Regions from separate parts of the Homo sapiens genome. Here region 1 is linked to region 2. A link is a loop called in an ENCODE intact Hi-C map of the cell type or tissue named here. Cell type or tissue: Caco-2. All regions are shown on one strand. Each heading gives the region's core, and the rest is flanking DNA. Links, peaks and the distances in the headings are about the cores only.

Evidence for each region. Hi-C counts contacts between places; a loop is a spot of excess contacts. Peaks named below come from ENCODE experiments on the same cell type or tissue, not always from the same donor. Only the 100,000 strongest peaks of a DNase experiment are listed, where the experiment ranks them.
Region 1: a loop joins it to region 2, with 3 times the contacts of the local background. A loop is called at or near these places in 5 of 110 quality-filtered maps.

The regions. Positions count from the first base shown.
Region 1 is chr14:24,903,146-24,912,118 of GRCh38, forward strand. All of the region lies in intron 2 of STXBP6 (syntaxin binding protein 6), which reads right to left. Among named protein-coding and RNA genes, the nearest start is that of STXBP6, 140 kb to the right of the region's middle. In Caco-2, for the core only: no CTCF peak of the experiment used is centred there; no DNase peak of the experiment used is centred there.
Region 2 is chr14:25,031,685-25,040,657 of GRCh38, forward strand. All of the region lies in intron 1 of STXBP6 (syntaxin binding protein 6), which reads right to left. Among named protein-coding and RNA genes, the nearest start is that of STXBP6, 14 kb to the right of the region's middle. In Caco-2, for the core only: a CTCF peak has its summit at 940; DNase peaks (open chromatin) are centred at 927 and 3,657; H3K4me3 peaks cover 315 bases.

The DNA of each region.
Region 1 (8,973 bases), core at 266-8,265, 130 kb before region 2:
ACATGTGCTTGAGGCTTTGCAGTGAAATTTCTGGATTTGTTAGAGCTCGCATTTTTGGTGTTTGCTTTTGATTTGATTATTCTCTGTTTTGTTTGTTTGTTTGTTTGTTTCATTGAGACAGTGGTGAGCATATGCTGGATGATGTACTCTGAGAATCAAGATCACACAGGCATGGTTAGGTGTTTGAGCTCCTGTCTAAAAGCCTTCTCTTCTTTAACTGCCCAAGTACTTGGTCATTGTCTCTCTGATGGCCCTTGTCACTTACTGCTTTACATTACATGTATTTAACTTTATATTTTCTCTCTTCTATAGTGTAAGCCACTTAAGAACAGTGTTCATCTTGATTTTTTTAGTACTGCCTAACAGTCCCTTAAACAAAGTTCTTAATAAATATTTGTGGGATGAGTCACAACTGGTACATAACTGAAACTCCACATTTTAAAATGCCTAACAGTTCACATAGAGACAGCCAGAATATCCAAGTGACATTTTGCCATTGTCAAAAAATAATCTACAAAATAATGCTATATTTTGTTATTTATAACTTAGGGATCTAACACAGATGGATAAAAAAGAATATGAACTTAAAAACCCAGTTTAAAGCAAAACTTCACCATTCACTCCAGTTAAAAACCTGTACAAATTACATAACAGTACTGAGTTTCAATTTTCTCATCTATAAAAATAGGGATATTACTTACATCACAGAATATTTGCTGGGATTAAGTGAGCGTTCTTGTGAAAGGGCATCTACGTGTATACACTAGTTTTATCTTTCTGATTCTGCTCCTCCTTCCCATCCTGACCAAATCTTCATTTTCTTTGCTACATTTTAAGAGTTTGGCTGACCAAACCTGGACAGGTTTTGGTATAGTCCCTTTGGAGCAAGAATGATGACATTCAGTCACACAACTCAAGGGCTGGCTTCAGGGTATAGGCAAAGATGTCAGAGGTTTGGCATCAGGAACATCGCTCTTGTGAGTGGCCTTGTCACTCGCTCATATGAGAACCAAAACAAGTAAGAAACTGAAGTAAAGTTATCTTCCCCGAATCCCACATCTCCAATTCAAGCACAGTCCCAAAGTCATTTTACAGATTTTATGTGAATAATATAGGTGAATACATCCAGCCACAACTTCATATCTACGCGGTTAAGTCAATTACCCCATCTACGTTGACAGGGAACCAATGTTCTAATATATTAGGTTGGTGCAAAAGTAACTCTGGGTTCTGCCATTAAAAGTAACGGGTATAGTTCTAGGAAATTATTTTTTTGTAGAATATTACTTTTAATGGCGAACCCGCAATTACTTTTGCGCCAACCTAATACCTATTATATATCTGTTCTGGACTAAAGTGTGTCCCCCCAAAAATTCAGCCTTTGAAGCTTTAGCATCCAATGTGACCGCATTTGGAGATAGGGCCTTTAAAAAGGTAATATTAATTGAGGTCCATAAGGATGGGGTCCTAATCCAATAGGAATGATATCCTTGTAAGAGGAGGGAAAGATACCAGGAGTGCATGACCACAGAGGAAAGGGCATGTGAGGACACAGCACAAAGGCAGCAGTCTACAAGCCAGGAAGAAAGTCCTCTAGAAATCATCCCCACCAGCACCCTGACCTTGGACTTCCAGCCTCCAGAACTGGAAGAAAAATTTCTGTTGTTTAAGCCATCCAATCTGTGGTATTCTGGATATGGCAGCCGTAGCAGATGAATACAGCATTCAAAGCAGTTCTATTTGATTAGAGAAAATTAGATTTGATTAGAAAATTACCATCTCATTCAAATATTGGTTATTAGAAAGGATGTTGAAAGACCCCAGGATGAGAGTTCAGGACTTGGGTTTGCTACTAGTGACAATGTGGCCTTGGGTAAATAATTTAATCTCTTTGTATCTAAGTTTCTCATATATATAGGTATCCTTTCCAAATAGAAAATTCTGTTTTATTTGAATCTTCCATGGTTTGTATAAGTTTTTCACTGGAGACCAGAAGAGGGACAGGATAGAACCATCTCAAATAGGATTCATTCAGACTTATCCATGCTTTTGGGCTGTTTATTCCAAAGTCCCTATCATGTCTTAAATGTTAAGAGACTTCAGTTCAAATCTCAGGATGGCCTTTACACAAGATACCCTCAGGTCAGGTTGTGTACATCATCAAAACTTCAGTTTGCTCATCAGTAAAATAGGCTTGTAATACCTACTTACAGGAGTGTTATATTGTTATTTAGGAGGAACATGAGAAAGTTGTTGCAAAGTGCCTGGAATGCAGCAGATGTTTAAAATGTTTGTTGAATTTGGGTCTTTCTGCGCACTCTTCACCCTCAGATTCTGGTCCTTTGCTCTCCTATTCCTGCCTGTCTAACAAAGAAAACCTTGGGAATCTATAGGAAGCCTGCTATTCAGACCTAAAAATAACATGCAATCTGTGGCTCTGTGACCTATGTAGCAAAAACTGCCAAAGGAGGAAGAGGACCATGAGGTTAGTTGTCTCGATCCAGTTCTGCATATTGTACAATCCTCTCTAAGCTGGACTCACCTTCATTTCTAAAATGCTGTCTTTCATTTACTTCAACAAATGAATACATAAGACATTTTATGTGTCAGTTCCTACCTAAACAAAACCTTCCAGGGATACACAATGTAAGACCAAGATAGGATGTACTTGTAGTTGAAGCTCACAGAACTTTTCCCTTCCACACCTGTGCACCTGCATGCACATCTTTTACAGAATATGGTGTCAAGATATAATGGGAGATAAATTGTGGGCCACAGAAATCATCTTATCCATTGTAATAAGTAGTAGTTATAGAAACCTGAGGGTACAAACTTTGAGTAGAAAAAAAGACATGCAGGAATACACATAGAATACTCAATCAAACATCTCTAATTGTTATCATTTGTTAATGATTTAATTTCCCTAGGTCAATGCATCTTGATTAAATATTTGTTTCCCATCCAAATAATTAGGTTTTTTAAAAATCATTTTCATCCCTTAATTTTTTAAAAGGGTCTTAGAATGCTCTCTATTTTTTCTCAATCCAAGCCTTACTACTACAAAATGAATGATATTATGTGTTACTTTTCAATTTACATATAAATTTACCCTATAGGCTAAAAATATGCAGGGTTAAAGACATATTAATGATATTCTACAATGCAAAAAAATTTAAAACTCAGATAGGTGTATGGCATGCATTTTACTTAAGTCTTTTATACGAGGCCATTTTAATAATTTTTTATATAGTTCAATTCAATCAATAGGCCAGAAATAGTCACTGTCTCAACTGACATTGATGATGATCATCTGTGTGCAGAAAATATATTTAGCTTCCTATGTTTGGGGAATTTCAAATGCAGAGTACTGTATATTTTAGCAATGTTCCTTTAAAGAAAACTGTTATTTTTAAACTCATTTGACTGAGATATTTTAAAGGATTGTTTTGTTATGAAATCTAACCTGAGAATGCGACATGCATAACAAATTTTCATTTAAAGCTGAAGGAAAATGAAGGATAGTGCTGAATTGCAAGTTGTCCATATCAAGTGGTTCCCTCACTACCGGCAATATTGCTAAGTCAAATTTCTAAGCTGGCAGTTGACTTTTTACTTTTTCTGTATAGTAAATTGATGTAGTAGGAAAATATCAGGTCAAGGAGATGAGTTGTCTACTTCACTATGCCCTCTAAGAGGAAAAACAAAGAAAGCAGAAACTACTCAATGAACAATAAAGATACAGATTTGGAAGCATTTAAAAAACAAGTTTAGAAATATACAAACAGTACTATCATTCGTATGTGGGAACTAAAAAAAAGTGGATCTCATGGAGGTAGAAAGTAAAATTGTGGTTAACAAAAGCTGGGAAGTGTAGGGGGAAAAGGGGAATAAAGAAGAATAAGAGTTGGTTATGAGTACAAAAATACAGTTGGAAGGAATATGTTCTAGTGTTTTATAAACAATAGGGTGACTATAGATGTCAATAATTTATGTATATTTCAAAATAGCTAGAAGAAAAAATTTGTGATGTTCTCAACACGAATAATAAATGCTGGAGGTGATGCATATCCTAATTACTCGGATTTAATCATTACATATTGTACACAGGCATCAATATAACACATACCCCAGAAATCTATATAGTCATTATGTGTCAATAAAAAATAAACAAGTGAAAGGATATACATGCAGGTATGAAATTTTTATTTAGAAATTTATAAAAGGGGAAATTGCTTCCATTATAATGTACAGTGCAAAGAGCATTAAAAGAGCATTATTAAAGTACACAGTTGTCTATATATCACCTCAATTATATAAAAATGTCTTATGGGTATTAGAAAAGATTGGAAAAACACACCAACATGTTAGCATTTTGAAATCAGAATTGCCATGAGAGAGTCTTTGAATTTTATGTGGCTTCTCTTCTTTTCCATACTTTTTAATTTATTTTCTTCTTTTGTGGCTGATTACTCACAGATTTAATTTCTTAAGAATAAAAATATATAGCCTTTTAATAAGCATTTAAAAAAATCTTATAACAAGTAGTTACACTGAATTCTACTTGTATTTGAAGGGACAATGTTGATAACATTCTGTCCATGAAAGAGACACTGATATTAGTTCCTCTTTTTAAAAGTTTTTTTTCCTTTTTTTTTTAACCAAACCCTTGTTTTCCATTTCCTCTGCAAGGTGCTCCTCCTCCTCTCTTAGATTGCTAAATGTTGAGCATCCCAGGTCTCTGTCTTGGCTACACTTTCTTCCTGGGTCATCTTAACCATCCAGAGCATCACTTCAAACACCACTTCAAAGCTAAGGAACCCCAAATCTGTATCTCACGCCCACAGCAACTCCCTGAGTTCCAGGTTGCAACCCCTAAGCAATGACCCCATTTGGGTGTCTGTAACAGGCCTCTCAAGATAACATGGCCTAACAGCATCAATGATTTGCTACCTCCTCTGTCTCCTAGTCTTTGCTAATCCACACCTCCTTAAGTCTTTCGTCTTTACAATAAATAGTATCACCACTCAGCTGGGTACACTGAAGACCTAGAAATTATCCTTGATTTCATTATTTTCCTTACCATCTTACCCAACTCTATCTTTTAGCACTACTTAGCGCTCTACATATATCCTGAATACAACACTGGTCCCCACTTCTGTGCTTTCACTTGGCCCAAGACACCATCACATTGCCACTGGACCTCTGCACAAGCCTCCTAAGTGGTATACACGCTGATCCCATTTGCTTTCATAAGAGCCAGAATGTAAAACATACCATGGCATGTCTTTGCTTAAAAACTGCCTCCCATGTACTACAATGTGTATAGAAGCTCCAGATCATGGCTGTTGACAAGGCCTTATAGGGTCTGGGCCCACTACCCCTTCAATCTTGTTTCTTCTCCACGTCCACTGTGCTCTAGACATGCTGACCTTTCTTTGGTTCCTCAATTGCATCAAACATTTTGTGCTTTTTGTCCCATCTGCCTGGAAAGCTCTTTCTCAGGTCTTCCTCCACAAATGGTCCTTCCCCTACAACTGAGACCAAAACAGAACCGAAACTTGTCCCAATTTCCTCATAAGGCTTGTGTTGCTCCAGGAACACCAGACTAGCAGCAGCTTTCAGGAGCTCCAACAGCCCTCAAGCAGTCAGAGGCTCGGCTGAGCTGCAGCATTCACAAAAAAGGCTGGTTATTCCTTGTGGTCAGGTTCCACATCAGGCAAACCCCATCACCCACCAGCAGCTAAACTCTAGATTACACAGCTCAAGGACAAGTTAATGGGATTTGGCAGAACATTAAAGAAGAGAAGAAACTACAAAAGAAAAATGCACTGAAAATAGAAATAGGTAAAATACACAGTAGTAAAATTTGTGCCAGCTAAATACATCAAACCATATTTACATTTCTGTGTTATCTTTAGGGATAAGCAGGAAAGAAGACACAGAGTCACTGACGTATTTCTAAATTTGTTCGAATCTGCATTTGACTTTACCTTCAGCATTCTTGAAAGATCAGAATATGAACATCTATAGAATCAAAGGTGCTACACATTGGCACATAAGCCTGCCCTTGAATAAGGTCAACTTACAAACTTTAGGTTTGCGAGTCAGAACCCCTTTCACAGGGGCACTCCAGCCCCAGCAGCACGTCATGCGTGGAGCGCTTTCCAGTTCACACCAGCCAATCCACATGAGCCTCTGTGGTTCTCACAACAACCTAGATATTTTCCCCTTATTTTACAGATGTGGGAACTAATGTCCAGGGATTAACTGCAATTTGGTCAAAGAATCAATTATAAAGTAAGACTAAAGTCTGTTCTTCTCAGTCCTAGCACTTTAGAAAATAAAACTGTTAAGGTGGGGCATGGTGGTTCGTGCCTGTAATCCCAGCACTGTAGGAAGGCAAGGCAGGTGGATTGCTTGAGTCCAAGAGTTCAAGTCCAGCCTGGGCAACATGGTGAAACCCCAACTGTACAAAAAAATAGAAGAAAAAAATCAGCTAGGTGTGGCGGCTAGTTGGTGGCAGGGCCAGATCTAGCATGTATCCTGGATTCCAGAGCATTGTACTTACCAGATATGAGAATTTTTTTTTTTTGACAGTCTTGCTCTGCTACCCAGGCTAAAGTTCAGTGGTGTAGTAGCTGATGACACCACTGAACTCTAGCCTGGGTAACAGAGAAAGACTCTGTCAAAAACTAAAATAAAATTTATCATACCTGGTAAGTACAATGCTCCGGAATCTAGGAGATATGCTAGACCTGGCCCTGCCACCAACTAGCAAGTATGACCTTGAGTGAGTCACCTTAATTTGGGCCGTAGTTTCCTCATGTGTAAAAATAGGTATAATCACATCTGCTCAGCTCTACCACAGGATTGTTTTAAGGAGCAGTTGAGACCTCTGATCACACCTCCTACCACTTGTCCCAGGTCACCGCACCCATCCACACTGGCCTCACAGCTCTCCTCAGGTGAAGCACACGCCCGCTTCAGGACCTGTGCTTGCTCTTCTCTTGATATCCACAGCTTGCCTCTCACTTGCTTCATGCCACTGCTCACATGGCCCCATGTTAGAGGGGCCTTCACTGACTACTCTCAGTAAAACAGCAACCCTGCCCCCAATCTACACTCCTTTTTCATCTATGTTGTTTTATAGTTAGTTAACATATTTCTTCTCCATTTGATGTATTTGTCTCCTCACAATTGGATTACAAATTTCATTAAAGCCAGAGTTTTTGCCTTTGTTGTTCATTGCCTGGTATCCCTGCAGCCTGCTGCAGTGACTGACACAGAGCATACCCTTTAAACAATCATCTAATAAATGGATGAAAAATGGAACACACCACTTACATGAATAAATGTATTGTGATTATCATCTTCTAGTCCCTTCTGGGACTGTCTACCATAAGAGAGGTTAGGTATGGTATGCTCGGTCTTAAAATCAATATCTTTAAGCAGGATGAACTTTGCAACTCACAATGTTACATAGCCTAGCAGGTCACAGGACTAGAAAACACATGTATGTATATGATAATTAGCTACTAAGACCTAAGTTTAACAAGATAAATCCTAGCAAAGCCCTCAAATCTTCTACTTCTAACTCTACTGCTAATATCAGAGATGTTAAAACAACCACTACCACGCAGAATTGCTATGGCTGTGAAAATGTCAGAGAGTAAAAACAAAACACCTCACAACAGAGGAGCCTCTAACAGACAAAGTGTTCCTAAACAACCCAGTGGCCACTTGTGAGGAGAAAAGAAGGGAAAAGAATGGAACGGTGGTGGTATGGTTTTAGCTGTTATCTGTAACATTAAAAGAGAGAGAAGGAAGAAATCTAGCAAAACATTAAAGCTCGATATGCTTTTCTATAGGTTTGAACTATTTCATAATTAAGAAAACAGGCTAGGTGCATTGGCTCACACCTGTAACCCCAGCACTTTGGGATGCCAAGGTGAGAGGATCACTTGAGCCCAGGACTTTGAGACCAACCTGGGCAACATAGTGAGACTTTGTCTCTACAAAAACAAACAAAAAACAAAAAAAAATTATCCAGGCATACTGGCACATACCCATGGTCCCAGCTACTCAGGAGACTGAGGCAGGAGGATCATTTGAGCCCGGGAGGTCAAGGCTGCAGCAAGCCATGTTTGTGCTACTGCACTCCAGCCTGGACAATAGAACAAGACCCTGCCTCAAAGAAGGAACGAAGGAAGGGAAAGAAGGGAAAGAAAGAAGAGAGAGAGAGAGAGAGAAAGGAAAGAAAGGAAAGGAAGAAGAAGGAAAGGAAGGAAAGAAAGAAACCAAGCAGGAGGATGTCCAAAGAAAGAAATCAAGCAGGAGGATGTCCAAAGAAAGAAAGAAAGAAAGAAAGAAACCAAGCAGGACGATGTCTCCACTATAGATACCAGCTTCTCAAAGTTGGAAAGCACCTTGGCAGTCATCCAGACCAATTTATATCTAACGCCTGAGTGTCCTCTCTAACAGCCCAACAGTCAGTCATTTGCCTGGCAGTGCTGCTTGGCAATTCCTTTACACAACCACAGTGAATGCCTCATTCCATTTCTCAGAGTGTTCCAAACCTTTATTCTATTATCACCCTTTTCCCAGCAGCCACATCTGCAGCAGAGCACATAGCTTAGAAAAACCAGAAGAGTTCTTTGGTTCCTCCTTGTCTTCCCTCAAATATGCACGTGCACATTTGTGTACATGTTTACAAACCCTTTTTTAAATTGAAATCAGCCTCTCTGTTGTCTTCTACCCATGAGTCTGTGTGTTCTCCAGTCACGGAGAGTTACTCAACTTTCTTGTCCACATGGCAGCACTCCAAATATTGTAAGACAGCAAGTGTGGTATTTTGAGTCTTTTCCATTTAAATATTACCACTGTATTCAACTTGTGCAATGGAAAGAGAGAAACTAACATAACCACCAAGGGTGGGCAGTATCTGTTTGGCATGAGAGTCCCATCAAGCTAGTA
Region 2 (8,973 bases), core at 563-8,562:
TTTGAAGAATGGCTGTATGTATCTCCCAAGCAATTTTTTTTTTTTTTTTTGCTCAGTTCTATATATCCTAATGCACAGGACAAATGAAGATAATTTGGCACATGCTATTATTGCCCACCATCTCTAGTTATTTTAAGACAGTAACATGTTTATCAACAGCATGCTTAGGACAACAGACCAGCACAGCAGAGCAGAAATATCCCGAGGTCACTCTTGGACCCCAACGAAGAGCCTAAGAAATGCCCTGCTTCCAACTAAAGGAAGAAATGGACAATAGTATCACTGAATTCCAAGAGAAGGTGGGGAGTGGAAAATACAGAAGAAATATGGTGGTAAATACAGAAAGAAATACAGACAGGAAGATAGAAAGTTTGAAGTGACAGAGATGGAAAAAATAAAGAGGCTTGAAATATAAAACCTTAATAAAGACAACAGAGGCACACAGGAGGAAAACAGACTGACCAGCCACTTTGCGCATGGTCTCCAACACCGCGAAGGCATTCTATTCTGCAGAGAGAAAGCACTGCAGCAGTACTGATCCCCAGGACTATCACCACACTGGAACTAGCCTCTCTCTGGTTTTAAGGTTGGTGGTGAGTTCCATCATCCGACATCGCTCGACACAGAGGATCAAGATCAAGACAACATTTGTCCTCAGTCCACACTCAGCCCTGGGGTTGTGACTTGAGCACCCCAAGGCCTGAAATGTAAAACAATCTCAAATAAAAAAGAAACTAGATCTAACCTATCTTTAACTCATCTCTCCCCCAGTCCTCAGTCACATTAACCAAAAACTCATCCACTGATTCAATCACTTTATGGAAGGATCGAGTGGAAAAAAGAAACACAGGCATTTACCTAAGCAGGAGCACTCAACCCGTCCGGGGAAGCCTCACCTACCAAGAGCCAACTGTCACCACAGGGCCTATGCCCTCTGAGCAGCAGCTCCCACTAGTGGTGGGGAGGACAACAGGAGAACATAAGAACAGATTTCACAGAGTCCCTCGATCAATGTAAAATCCTTCACATTTCACAAAGTTACCAAATACATAACCCTCACAGACACCTCAGAAGGTTAGTGTTACTAGGCTCATCATACAGATAGATAAACAGAGGATCAGAAGGGTTGAGTCTAGCATAAAGGGAAAAAGACACATTTCTAAGTGCTGAGAAGTTCAAAATAACTTGTAAGTGCTTCCTGAAAATTGCAGGCACATCTCTATATGATGAAATGCATTGGGGGTTGTACTACAACTATGAATCTTTTCTCTTGCCCCAGCCACACTCATTGGTACACTAACTGCTGTTTCCCACCAAGCACACACACCACTTTTCTAAAGAAACTCCTCCTGTTCTAATCCATCAAACAAAAGGTACATGAGTGGCTATTATAAGTAATACTGTGAGGATTCAAACTTCAATTGGAAAAAGATCTTGACTATAGTCTACCTGGGGAGGCATGACGGTCCATGCAATGACACCACCATCACACAGTCATGCAAGCTAGAGACTGAAGAGCCAACTCTGGCATCTCCCTGTTTCTCACCCTGTACTTTCAACCCATTACCACATCCAGTCATATCACTTCTTTCTATTTCTCCATACCTCCACCCGGTTCGCTCCATCTTTACCACCCTGGTCAGACTATCATCATTTCTTCCTAAACTACTGCAAAAACTTCTAAACTGGTCCACCGTATCTTCTCTTGGACTTCCACAATCAATTCATCCACTTCCTTTATTGCAAAAAACATGAATCTTGTCAATCTAATCACTTCAAATCCATGTTAGGAACACTGGTGACTCTTGAGAAAATACTTTCTCATACCCATTATCCTCCACTTCCAGCCATAGAGGGCTTCTGCCCCTTGCTCATACCAAGGTCCTTCCTACCTCAGGGCCTTTGCACATTCCATCACCTCCATAATGCCATCTCCCTCCCTCTTTAACTCTACTTATCCTTCAGATCTCAGCTCATCATGACTTCCTTAGGAAACTGCCCTAATTTATTTGACTAGGCCAAACTCCCTCAAACATGTACCCCCCTGGAGCACTTACAACAGTTGTCATGTAACATTTTATGCAATTAGTTTAGCTCCTTTAAAAACATTCTATAAAAGCAGAAACCTTGTCTGATTTTGCTCACCATGAAAATCGGTTACACACGTAGACTCTTTTGCTGAATGAATGAAAAGACAGAGATCTAAGTTTAACACAAAACAAAATGAAAAAAGTGCCTGAGAAAATGCAGGTATATGGCCCTGCAGGATTTTAAACCAGGAATTTCCTGGGGTCCCTTCACCCCAAAATAGCACTATGACACAGCATCTATTTGAGGAAGGGGAGAGAAACTATAATATCTTTGTCTGTCCTTTCTCCTGTTCCAAGCCTGGACATGAAACGGACAAGGAAAGAAGTAGGGTGCTGCATAGAAGCTTGGCCCTGTATGTTTGCTTTTGATAAAGGTAGGGGAAGGAGGTACCGGTAATAATACCCAAACACTTACTGAAAGAAAAACCAACTAAACCTACTGAAAGAGTTGTTCCAGGTAAACTTGACCCCTAACACCCCCACACAAGAACCATATCCCTCTGTGGAGGCCTTTCCATGATGTAGGTCATCATCCTTACATGAAGCTGAATATCTTTCCCCTCCTTTAAATGTCAATGGCATTTCTCTCCTTCAAAACCCAGTTTCTTCTCAAAATCTGCTACAATTTCCCCATCCCTCACGTAAGCTGAGCATATTTAAAATGCAGTCGCTCATACTGATGCACTTCTTATTAATTAACGTCTGATCTTCTTTCTTTTGAAATCCAGTTTCTCAAGAATGGCCCCAGGTTCTGACCATACCCTCTAGTCACGCACTGCCTCAGTACAGCACAGTGCAGTGGTCAAGAGCCTGAACTTAGGAGTCACATGGATGGGATGTGTGACCCTGGGACCAAAGGACAACTTCTCTGAGCCTTGGTTTCTGACTCTGTAAAACAGGGCTAGTAACGGCACCTAATTAAAAGAGTTGAAAGAATCCACAAAATGTCCTTAGCACAGTGTCCAGCACACTACATATGCACAGCTATTAATATTTTAATCAATATCACATAGAGGAAGCCTCAGATATTCACTGAAGTGAGCTCCTTATTCCTAAACCAAGAAGCTTATTAAAAACTTCTTAGAAAACTTCTTGGCCGGGTGTGGTGGCTCACACCTATAATCCCAGCACTTTGGGAGGCCAAGGGGGGCAGATCACCCGAAGTCAGGAGTTTGAGACTTGCCTGGCCAACATGGTAAAACCCCGTCTCTACTACAAATACAAAAATTAGTTGGGAATGGAGGCGTGCACCTATAATCCCAGCTACTCGGGAGGGTGAGGCAGGAGAATCACTTGAACCCAGGAGGCGGATGTTGCAGTGAGCCAAGATCGCACCATTGCACTCCAGCTTGGGTGACAAGAGTGAGACTCTGTCTCCAAAAAAAAAAAAAAAAAATTCTCATAGAAAGAACTTTAGACAGTTGTACCTGTGAGATAACACAGCCATCTATAGGGAGGCAGTGCTTACTGTACCTCTGCTGCAGATGACAATGGGACCTGACCTACATCCTAGTTACATATCCAGGAACTAATCATTAGCTACACCCACTCAAAAAATAAGGATGTGGGCGGTCCTTTACTCCTCCTGTCACAATGTATATTTTGTGTTTACTCAGGACACCATGAAATTCAAAGTACAAAGCACCATTTATACGTTTCTTTCTTTTGGCAGGAAGTCAATAAGTTCAAACGTCCACCAGCCAAGTCCAGATCTGACATATACAACCTACACAGGTGTATAGGACAATATAATCTGATAAGAAAATGAGTTTAGATCGCCAGATATTCACAGCCACTGGGTTCAACTGCTTCTTAGTGACACCTGGAATTCTTTACAGGAATTAAATGTGGCATAAAAATGAATATCTTACCAGAGGAAGTTTTCATTAAAATGTCCTCAGAATTTTTTTTTTCTCAGCTACCTCATTTTATCCAGGGAAAACTATGTGAAAATGAACAAAATAAAATTATAATCTGTATAGGAAATTTAGCAATCTGGTTACCCACGGCCAAGTACTCTGCAGTAAAAACCAAGACTGTGCAGGATTATAGGTGTTAAAAATAAAGAAACTACCAAATGAAGAAAGCATTCTTCTATGTAGTCGCAGGAGAAACACAGAGGTTTCTTTGCTACTACTTTGAGCCAGAAAAACAGGTTGTGGGCTGGGCACGGTGGCTCACGCCTGTAATCCCAGCACTTTGGGAGACTGAGGTGGGTGGATCACCTGAGGTCAGGGGTTCGAGACCAGCCCAGACAACATGGTGAAACCCCGTCTCTACAAAAAATACAAAAAGTAGCCAGACATGGTGGCGTGTGCCTATAATCCCAGCTACTCAGGAGGCTGAGACGGGAGAACACTTGAACCCGGGAGACGGAGGTTACAGTGAGCCGAGATTGTGCCACTGCACTCCAGCCTAGGCAACAGAGCAAGACTCCATCAAAAAAAAAAAAAAAAAAAAAAAAAAATACAGGTTGTGGATTGCAGCTTTCTACATCCTCAGCTTATAGATAATATTCCCAGTGTCAGTGGAAGAGGGCTAGTGTGGTGGGGTCCATGATCCCAAAAGGGTGAGAACAGGTCTCTGGGATGGCCAAGCACATATGTCTTTCTTCCGGACCCTTGGGGCAGCCAAATGCCCCACTGTCTATCTGAAAGCTACCTGCCCAGGGCATTCCTTTCAGGAAAAATTTCTGAAAGTCTTTACTGTACACAAAAGAACATTAACCCACTGGGTCTTGGGGAAAACTAATAGGAGATTTTAAGTTCAGCAATAAATGAACATTAAAGAAATCAGCTGGCCCGGCACGGTGGCTCACGCCTGTAATCATAGCACTCTGGGAGGCTGAGGCGGGCCGATCGTGAAGTCAGGAGATCGAGACCATCCTGGCTAACAGAGTGAAACCCCGTCTCTACTAAAAATATACAAAAAATTAGCCGGGCGTGGTGGCAGGCGCCTGTAGTCCCAGCTACTCAGGAGGCTGAGGTAGGAGAATGGCGTGAACCCAGGAGGCGGAGCTTGCAGTGAGCCAAGATGGCGCCACAGCACTCCAGCCTGGGCGACAGAGCAAGACTCCGTCTCAAAAAAAAAAAAAAAAAAAAGAAATCAGCTATACCCTTCCTCTACTGGTCAGATTTTATGTAAGTATCCACCCTGAAAAAGACCTGCTTTTTACACGGAATATACACGGAATATATTTCCAACAGTGACATTATTCATCAGCATATCTTTAAAGTATTTTCTGGGTAACTATTTGCCAGTCAGGAAGAAAAAGGAGCAGACACAGCAAAGCCTACAGTAAGACAGTCCTGGCAGAATGTGGCAGGACCCTGAAAGGCCCTGAAGAGCTCCAAAGATCAGCAGGACCGCAGGAACCAGGTTTGGGAAACAGGAGTGTCCTGAAGCCTGACACAGGCCACCTAGGACTCCTGTCTCCACAGAGCCCCATTTGACAGAGGCCCGGAGAGCTCCTGGGACTCTGAAATAGGACAGGAATGGAAACCAGAACTTCACTATCAGCACTTGTTTTTCTGGCTGCAACAGAGTTTTGTTAATTCCTCCAACACTTGTCAGAGGAGAGGCAGGGTAGGGAAAGGAAAAGGCAAGACAGTAAGGTTTGACTTTTAAATCATGTTCTCTTTTGCTCTCTAAACCTGACTTTTCACCTGTATAATGATAATACTCAAAACAGATTAAAAGACATCATTCAAATGGCATCTTCTCCCTCCCTGCTAATGTCTTCAGTCTTCACTCAAGAAAGGAAGTTGCATTCCTTTACAGGCAAGTGTTATAAATAATGCTTAGGGTTTTTTGTTTGTCTGTCACCCATGGCATTAGTCCTTCCTTCCAGTGGGACTGGGCTCTGAGAAGTCTTGCTATTTCCCAAAATCACTGTACATGCTCAAAGGTCATTTTAAAACCACCTAAAGTATTCAAAAGTATGTATGTTTAGAGCAATTCCAAAAAATGTTTTCAGCAATACTTTTTAAGGTGGTTTACTATCTTCCAGAGGGACTTCTACAAAAGGCAAACTCATCTGGAGATCAAATGGTTTTACACTTTCAAGTGGTCTCTGACTTTACAATTGCCCTGGGCCATCTATGCTGGCTCCAACTTTTCAGCAAGTTTCCTTGCTAAAGGGTTTTATACCTCTATATACCACTTCATGTCCTCCTTCCCCAGAAACATTTGAGGATAAAATCAGATATCAGTGACAGGTAACCCCCATGACTACAGATTTCAAGACTTTTTACCAATGTTCTGTGGAACTTTCATTGTGTTTTTAAAAATACGAACACACACACACACACTCACACACACAACTGAAACATAAACAAGAGGCACGGAAAGATACTAAACTTCAAATGGTGATAAGCGAAAGACAAGCTAAAATCATAATGACAGACCCCCATACAAACATCAGAATGGCTAAAATGAAAATGACTTATCAAACTAAGTGTTGGCAAAGAATGTGGAACAATGGAACTCTTATTCATACCTGATAGGAGTGTGAAGAGCCACACTGGAGAACTGGCTGTACTCACTAAAGCTGAACATATTCACATCTTAGAAATCAGCAGTTGTAGACACACACCCACCATCAGAAAAGCAAACCCATGTTCATCAAAAGACATACACATAAATGTTCACAACAGCATTATTCATAATACTCAAAAACTGGAAACAATTCAAACATCTGCCATCAGCAATTTATGTTCACACAAAGGAATACTATCCAATAATGAAAATAAATAAACTACTGCTGCATACACAACGTGGATGAATCTCACAAAATCAAGGGAAAGAAGTCAGACATAGGAACCCTTAGAAGCAGAGATTAGAGTGGTTGTTACAAAGAAGGGAACAATAGACATTAGGCCAACTTGATGGCAGAGGGTAGGAGGAGGGAGAAGAGCAGAAAAAATAACTATTGGGCACTAGGCTTAGTACGTGGACGACAAAATAATCTGTACAACACAGTCCCATGACTTGTGTTTATCTATATAACAAACCTACACGTGTACCCTCGAAACTAAAAGCTTTTTTTTAAAAAAAAGAAAAAAAAATAATGGTAGTTACCAGGGGAGGAGATGGAGGGACCAGGGAGATGTTGGTCAAAAGATACAAATTTTCAGTTAGATAGGAGAAATGAATACATTTAGACCTACTGTACAACACCATGATTATAGTTGACATAGTGTATTCTATACTTCAAAATTGCTAACAGAGTAGATTTTAAATGTTCTCACCACAAATAAATGATAAGTATAGGAGGTAATGCATATGTTAACTAGCTTGATTTAGTCATTCTACAACATATACATATATCAAAACATCATGTTGTACAACAATAAGTATACACAATTATTTTTCAATTAAAAATAAATACAAAATTTTAAAAAAGAAGTCCAACATAAAATACAAAATACAACATAAAAGAATACAAAAGTATAAATTAGGGGGTTAATAGCATAGATTCTTTATGAGTTTTCATTTCAACTCAAACAGGAAGTTATTATAAGTCTTGTAGTTCTATTACCAGGGCTGCTCTATAGTAAGCCTTTATTTCAAAAGTGGAGAGCTTTTCAGTTCACATATGGAAATGAGGCATACTCTTCATTTTGGAGGCATCAAGTTTCTTTTACTTAGTTTCTCTCTCATTCTGTCTTCAGCTGCTTTCTGACTGTCTTTGTATAAATTGCAGTTTCTTGGTGCATATCTCTCTGGATATCTTATGTCTCTCTCTGGGTCCCAGGTTAGGAATTAGGCCTTCTTCAAGCAAGAAAGTGCTTGGAACACTAAGGCTGGACCCACGGAGACTTGGCTCCTCTACAGCATTGGCCCAAGGATTAGCCCTCTTCATTTCCTGGAATGCTGTCAGAAACGCAGAATCCCAAGACCCACCCCAGACCCAGTGAATCAGAATCTGCATCCTTTTTTTTTTTTTTTTGAGACGGAGTCTCGCTCTGTTGCCCAGGCTGGAGTGCAGTGGCGCGATGTCAGTTCACTGCAACCTCTGCCTCCTGGGTTCGAGCAATTCTCATGCCTCAGCCTCCCGAGTAGCTGGGATTACAGGCGCCTGCCACCATGCCCGGCTAATTTTTTTTTATTTTTAGTAGAGACAGGATTTCACCATGTTGGCCAGGCTGGTCTTGAACAATTGCCCTCAAGTGATCCGCCTGCCTCGGCCTCCCAAAGTGCTAGGATTACAGGCTTGAGCCACTGCGCCTAGCCAGAATCTGTATCTCAACAGGATACCCAGGTGACCACACGTACATAAAGGTTTAGAGGCACCGACCTGGGGCATATGGTGACCTGACAAACTCAGAGGCCTAGGGCTAGAGGTCACAGCCTTGCAAAGGTCATACAGTTCAACCTAAATGGCTCCTGTGTGAATGGCCTCACTCCCAGCCTGGGGCCATATGAATGAGCCATGTTTTACACCTGTAACTTTATTTTCCAAACTCAAGTCACATTATTCTGGAACTTGGGGGTGGTCAGAAAGGAGGCAGAGGACAAGGGAGGTGGTTAGAATTGAAGGTAGAAAGGCATGTCTGCTCTCATTTCTCTGCAACTCAGGAAAAGAGGGTAATATTTGAGAGCTAAAAGTCTACTGAGGCTGCTACATAGTACTGCAGGACCTTAGACAGAAGTCACTTCACCTTTCTCTATCTCAGTCTTTTCAAGTGTAAAATAGAGATAAGTAACAGTACCTACCTCTGAGAGTGTGTTGTAGGATTAAAGGAAGCGACATTTGTAAAGTGCTTAGAACCATGTATTATGTTAGCATATGATAATGTATAGGTAGTATTAAATAAAAATTTATTATTTTTATGTCATGGAGTTGGTTTCTCTCTGATAAAGAAACAAAAAATAATAGACT